2 separate regions of the Homo sapiens genome follow, and region 1 is linked to region 2. A link is a contact called in ENCODE Hi-C data. All regions are on one chromosome and are shown on one strand. Each heading gives the region's core, a stretch centred on a gene start or an enhancer-like site at or near the end of the contact. The rest is flanking DNA. Distances are from core to core; before and after follow the strand shown. Region 1 overlaps MSI2 (musashi RNA binding protein 2). Region 2 holds the start of TSPOAP1 (TSPO associated protein 1).

What was found. Hi-C counts contacts between places; a loop is a spot of excess contacts on that map. Pooled maps may share reads with other maps.
Region 1: a map with no recorded cell type shows a loop between it and region 2 (5-fold over the local background). The contact joins the enhancer-like site here to the promoter of TSPOAP1 in region 2. A Hi-C loop is called at or near these places in 11 of 37 single-sample maps with no recorded cell type and 6 of 50 pooled maps.

What each region holds. Positions count from the first base shown.
Region 1 is chr17:57,453,251-57,456,553 of GRCh38, reverse strand. The region is part of intron 6 of MSI2 (musashi RNA binding protein 2); the gene reads right to left. Among named protein-coding and RNA genes, the nearest start is that of MSI2-AS1, 150 kb to the left of the region's middle. RefSeq lists an enhancer at 1,000-1,119. Within about 2 kb of position 1,458, at least 11 of the 41 ENCODE cell types and tissues checked have a DNase peak (open chromatin) inside an H3K27ac peak, as active enhancers do.
Region 2 is chr17:58,327,258-58,330,580 of GRCh38, reverse strand. TSPOAP1 (TSPO associated protein 1) reads left to right here and starts at 1,786. Exons shown (of 32, transcript NM_004758.4): 1 at 1,786-2,993. The coding sequence starts at 2,661. TSPOAP1-AS1 (TSPOAP1, SUPT4H1 and RNF43 antisense RNA 1) reads right to left here. Exons shown (of 5, transcript NR_038410.1): 2 at 2,460-2,531. RefSeq lists enhancers at 964-1,043, 1,144-1,313, 1,844-1,913, 2,784-2,943 and a silencer at 2,624-2,733.

The DNA of each region.
Region 1 (3,303 bases), core at 209-2,708, 870 kb after region 2:
GTGCGATCTCAGCTCACTGCAACTTCTGCCTCCCAGGTTCAAGCAATTCTCTGCCTCCGCCTCCTGAGTAGCTGGGATTACAGGTGCCTGCCACCACGCCCCACTAATAGTAGAGACAGGGTTTCACCATCTTGGCCAGGCTGGTCTTGAACTCCTGATCTCGTGATCCACCCGCCTTGGCCTCCCAAAGTGCTGGGATTATAGGCGTGAGCCACTGCGCCCGGCCAAAGCTGTGATGTTCTTCGCTCCCTCATAGAGATGTTATGAGGCTAAGAGAAGGTACAGACATACAAGTGCCCTGGACTCATCCCTTCTTGTCTGTCTCCCCGTGTGCACCCCGAGTTCCCTGCCAAAGGCAGGAACTGCTCTTCAACATCTTTGCATCCACAGAGGAAAGTTCGGAAAGATCGTTTCTTGCTCCTGTTAAACCGTAGTGGTTGTTCGATGTTCTTGTTCTGCTGCCCGGAGGTCCCTCACCTTGGTAGCATCTCCTTTAGGTGAGAGTTTCAAGAGGGCTGTCTCTGCGGGGCGTCTGGTCTATCTTCACATGCAGTGACAAGGCCCGTAACACAAAGCTTCCTGGTGATGTTTCTACCACACTTCTTTCCCAATTCATCTCCAGAGCTTTGTCCAAAGAGTCTGTGCCTAACACCCACACGCGGGCACCAGCTGGGATGGGAACGTGTGTGTGCCTGTGCCTGTGTGCGTGCTGCGGAGGAGCAAAGCCAACGTTTTCCCAAGGTGACGCAGCAAATCAGCATGAGCAGGTTCCGCTGGGCACTCCACGCGGCCCTGCTTCTCTGAGCATGCAGACAGGAGGCCAACAATTCAAAACTACAGTTCCCCGGCTCTCCCCCACTGTCCCTCTGCTGCCCTCGCTCTCCTGCTGTCTCGGCCCCTGCTCCCCACATCTCTCAAGAACATCTCTGTTTGTTTTGGACTCGCTATACACAAAAACTTCTCCACTCAGGGGGCATGAGGAGAGAGAACTGCGCTTGTTTAAAGACGATCTCTTTTTAACGGCTGTAATCTTTAATTCATAACGGTCCTAGGAACCAGCGGTGGACAAGGGCTGAGAGCTGGCCCCCCTTTTTCAGGGTTTTAAAACACAAGCGGCTGCACAGGAAGTTGGTTTTCACAAAGGCAAAAGAGAGAAAAACATGCTAATTCACAAGCAATGGCTTCAAACCCCCCATTTCAAGTCTTATGATGGCTGCCAAGTGGTCCGACTGTGACCACAGCTCCCTGTGTGTGAGTTGGGGGGCAGGGGCTTCACTGCATTATTCAGAGGCTGACCACAAAACCATCTTTTGTGCAAAGTTACCACAGAGAGAGACCGTTTCATATACAAGCTGCAATAGACAGCTGGCTGTACTCTAAAAGAAAGGGAAGCTCTAATACAAGCCCCAGAGCCACATGAAGAGGCATGAGGAGGGAACTCGAAGTCACTGAGCATCTCCCACGCACCTGAATGAGAGCTAGGCGCTCTGTAAGAACTTCATAAGGTGGGTGGGAAAATCAGGCTCTCAGAGGTTACTGAACAGCCTCAAGGTCATGGCAGGAATAGGGTTCCAGCCAGGTCTTCCACGCCTGCGACAGGAGCAGCAGCAGGCAGGGCTGGTATGCAAAGATGAGGTGAAGCCCCAGATGGAATGATGCTAGCGGCACCCCTCTTCCCTAGCCAGAGGGGCTGCGCTGTTACCTCTACTGGCTTTAATCTAGTGAAGAGCTCAAGCGCCACATGGACTACTTGCCTATGAAGAACTCTAGTCCATGGCAAAGGACCAAAGCCACAGACCTGGGTCAAAGGAGATCTTGAAAACACATGCCATGGCACACGCCTGCAATCCCAGCACTTTGGGAGGCCGAGGTGGGTAGATCACCAGGTCAGGAGATCGAGACCATGCTGGCCAACATAGTGAAACCCATCTCTACTAAAAATACAAAAAATTTGCCAGGCGTGGTGGCGGGTGCCTGTAATCCCAGCTACTTAGGAGGCTGAGGCAGGAGAATCGCCTGGACCAGGGAGTTGGAGGTTGCAGTGAGCCAAGATCGTGCCACTGCACTCCAGCTTGGAGACAGAGCGAGAATCCATCTCAAAAAAAAAAAAAAAAAGAAAGAGAAAAAGAAAAAGAGAGAGAGAGGAAAGAAGGAAGGAAGGAGGACAGACATACCTTCAGCAGCTACAGGGAAGATGAGGCGGGCTGGAACCACTCACTACTGCCCTTCAGAACAGTATATGGAAGCACACGTTCATTGGACACCAGCACCATTGTGGTGACACCGGATGGTGGGCCTCTCACTATCCACAGTTCCTGGTGGTTTTGGGGGCTGCCAAAGGCACTATTAATCATCACTCCGCCCCGAGCTCCATCATTTCAATAACATACTGAGCCAATGTGCTCAAGATCTGCACAGAGCTCCTGGAGCGAGCCAGTCCTCTCCACTTAGCCCTTGGGTGCCTGTTTATTTCACTGAGCCTTCTGCCCTGTGAATGAGGGCTTCCTGCCAGGTATCAGCCTTGGCGGCCAACAGGTGGGTAATAGCACACAGGGTCATGCAGCCCTTTCTTCCCAGAGAGGTACTCATCCAACCAGTGGTTTTTGATGAGAAAGATAAAGGTATGAGCTCTGGGGTCAGGCAGTTTGGATCCTGGCTCTGCCAATTCCTGGCTTTTTGATCTCAAACAAGTTACTATAGCCCAATCCCTCACCTGTAGAGTGGGAATGATGACAGTACCTATCCTGAGGATGGTGTTGAGAATTAACCCATTTATGCCGGAGGTTGCAAATTTTTGTGAAAAATCAGACCTTGGTGATGACCTTGAGCAGTAGGATATAAATAACTCCCCACAAGCTTGGCGTTCCGATAATGGAACACTAGGCATAGATAGGTTAAATGAAGTAATAGAAAAGCGTGCCCGGCACAAGGTATATGCTGTACACAGGCAAATGCTTGTGTCTGCTCAAGTGGCTCTTCTGATGTTGGCATTAAACTTCTTGCTTTGTCCCTCTACTAGGCTGAAATGAGACACAAAACCAAGTGTTCCGTGATACTGTTGACTTCTCACCACATAGGAAGTTCTAGGGATATGGCTCAACCCCAAATCATCAGGTTATAAGGCCTGTAGTGCTCATCACCTGGGCAGCAAGAGAAGGGAGAGCAAGCCTCAGTCACTGTCACAAGATGCCCTGAAAATCAAGACAGCAGCATTGCAGGGAAGTGACCACAAGCAAAAGCAAGAAGCCCCTCAGGCCAGGCTTGGTGGCTCATGCCTGTAGTCCTAGCACTTTGGGAGGCTGA
Region 2 (3,323 bases), core at 537-3,036:
CAGTTTTAATCTAAGAAAGTCTAGGGGGTCCTAGGTCATATAAAAATTGGGCAAAATCCACTGTGGCACATACACAGCATCTTAGACAAGGGCACAGACACTCATATACAAAGCACACACTGAGATGCAAATGCATTTACACACAGAGGCCCCATTCAGTGTGCCAGTAACACACACACAGACACATGTGACATGACTGGCATGACACACACAGGGATTACACACACCCAGGGCACATACATATTCAGTAGTACACACATGCAATGATAGAAACATAGGGCGTGTCTTACACATAGAAGAGCACACACATACAGTGACATTTGCATAATAAACACGGTGGCTCCATACACATACATAGATAGAGACATGTTCATATATCATGATAAATATAGAATACATAGATACATGGTGATATATATATATAAATCAAACCATGTCATTATGCATATTTACATGACGATATGAGCATGTCATATATTGTGTAATCAATTACTACATTGTGCCATATAGTAGCATCCATATCTATATATATCATGATGTGTTGTAATTTATAAACTCATGCAATGATAGCCTCCCATGCACATAACAGCACACACATAGACACAGTGGCAAACAAACATAGATGCAATGACACAGAAACATACATACAGATACACCCAATGTGTTTTTGTTACGTTTTATTATGTGACTCATAGACACATAATAGCACACACATATATACACACAATGGCCCCTTCACATATACAGAAATAGATAATGTCTATTCTATAGATGCATACTATACACACGCATGCGCATAATGGCATGCATATATACTCTGACCTAAACAGCAACACATCATGCAGTGGCGTGCGTGTTGACCTACACACTGCTTTAGGGAAGTGAAGATGTCCACTCCTCCCCATGCACCCCCTACCTCCAGTTCCATTGGCTCTTGCCTGGGTGGAGCCCACAGTCAGGGGCTCTAGGGTTCAGTATCACCGCTGCTATTCTGTGGGGGTGCCACACGAGGGCCCCCGACCTTGGCTGAAACTGGCTTGCCTAATGAGTCCCGGGTTCAGAGTGGAGAGGGGCTGCCTCTCGGGGCTTCTCCCAACACCCCTGGCTCTGGGGACTCTGTCTAGACCCCTGCCACTGCATATAGACTGACTCCTGGCTGAGGGGATTCTCACGTCCTTGTCCCCCAAATTATTTAGCAACAAGATCTAAGGCTAGACAGAAGATGAACTTCCAGGCAATTCGGGACAAAGCCAACCCAACAGGCCATGTGGGCTTCCCTGGTGGCCTGGGACAGCCAGGTTGCCCCCCAAGTGCAATCTGCCAGGAGGAAGCAGAAGGAATTCTCCGTCTATTTCTACCTGTCTCTTTGCTTGTCTTCCCGGTTTCTTTCTCTTGGTTTCTGTCTCTCTCTTTGTTTCATCTCAAGTCCCATCTTTTCTAGTTCTGCCCTTCTCTGTGGCTGGATCTCTGTCATACCCTCCCCCGTTCTGTCTCTATCAGTCTCACCCGATGTAGGGAGGACCATCTGCACCCCACTCGCCTCTGTACTCCGGAAGGTGTGAGAATGTGTGAAGATGAGGGTGGGAGGCCACATGTGGGAGCCCTGGGCTGACATGCCGTGAGAAACCTGCTCTTCCTTCTGTCCCCGACCCTGTCAGCCGGTTCAGCCCACCAGTCCAGCGCCATCACCATGGAAACCAGCAGCCGACTTCCTATTGGTGGGTGGGAGGGGAGGAGGAGGAGGAGGAGGGGAGGGCTGGCTCTTCCCGGCTCACCCCCCCACCCAATTCTGAGGCTCAGCCCTCCTCGGAGCCCACCATCTCGAGGCTCCTGGACTGTAAGGGACCCCTGCAGTCCCCAGAGCAGAGGCCAGCAGGGGCTGAGACTATGAGGCAAGCAGCCCATCGACCCAGGCCTCCTTAGGACCAGCCCAGCCACCCAGCAAGCGAAAGAGCAGCAGCAGAGAGCAGAGCCGGAGATAAAGGACCACAGCGGACCACTGGGGATCACCCCCAGCAGCTCCTGAAGCCTCTGGCCGGGCTGAGGGGTTGCGACAGACGGCCAGACCCACAGACACTGACAGACACACAACGACACCGATGCACACAGCTGCACGACACTGACACACTCAGATACAACCAGGGACAGCATCACATACTGCCACAGCCCTGCAATACAGACACCCACACACACACACACAAACAACTGGCAACTCTGAAATGGGCAGACAGTGACACACAGCACCACCCCCCTCAACACACAGAAGTGGGGGCACCCATCTTCCCAACACATGAGACAGCATTGACCTGCACGGACAGACCTGGAGACACACACACGCACCCTCACCCAGGCGCAGCTGTCGGTGGCCTCTGCACATCCTCCCTACCCCCACAGGGACACCCTCGCTCCTCCACATACTCGCGCACACACACAGCTACCAGCAAACATAGCTCACATACCCCTGGCTCCAGCTCCAGCAGCCCTGGCGCCTTCTGCAGCCTCCTTTGTGGGTGGGGAAGAGCTCAGCCAACCTTGGATGGAGCGTCGGTGAAGCAAGAGCTCAGAGGGGAGAGGGGCTGGCCTGGCATGACCCTCGCCAGTCCCCCCACCTGGCTGGGTGATGTCCCCCGGCCCGGGTTCTGGGGCCCCTTGGCAGTACCATGGAGCAACTGACAACCCTCCCACGGCCTGGGGACCCTGGAGCCATGGAGCCATGGGCACTGCCCACCTGGCATAGCTGGACTCCAGGTCGAGGGGGTGAACCTAGCAGTGCAGCCCCAAGCATCGCTGATACTCCTCCGGCAGCTCTGCAGCTTCAAGAACTGAGGTCTGAGGAGAGTTCCAAGCCCAAAGGAGACGGGAGCTCCAGGCCCGTGGGGGGAACTGACCCTGAAGGAGCAGAGGCTTGTCTGCCCAGCCTGGGCCAGCAAGCATCCAGCTCTGGACCCGCCTGCCAGAGGCCAGAGGATGAGGAAGTGGAGGCTTTCCTGAAGGTAAGGGATCTGTGGAGGGCTGGGGTCTGCAAGGTGGGGGTCTCTCACCATGTCCTCCAGCCTGGCCAGGAGGTGAGGCGAGGTATGCATCCCCAATGCCCACCTGTCCTCTCTTGGCCTGTCTGTGGGTCCATCTCTGTGGCTATCTGTCCTCTCTTCATCGAGCAGAAATCTGAGGGGCTCCATTTCTTTCGTCATTTGTCTGTCCTTCTGACCCTCTTTGCCTGTCTGTCTAGATCTGGCCCTGCTGCTGCCCCGTCCCTCTCTGTGCCTCCTCCTGACAGTGTGTCTGTCTGTGTCTCTTCTTCCATGAGTCTGTCTGTCCTTAGG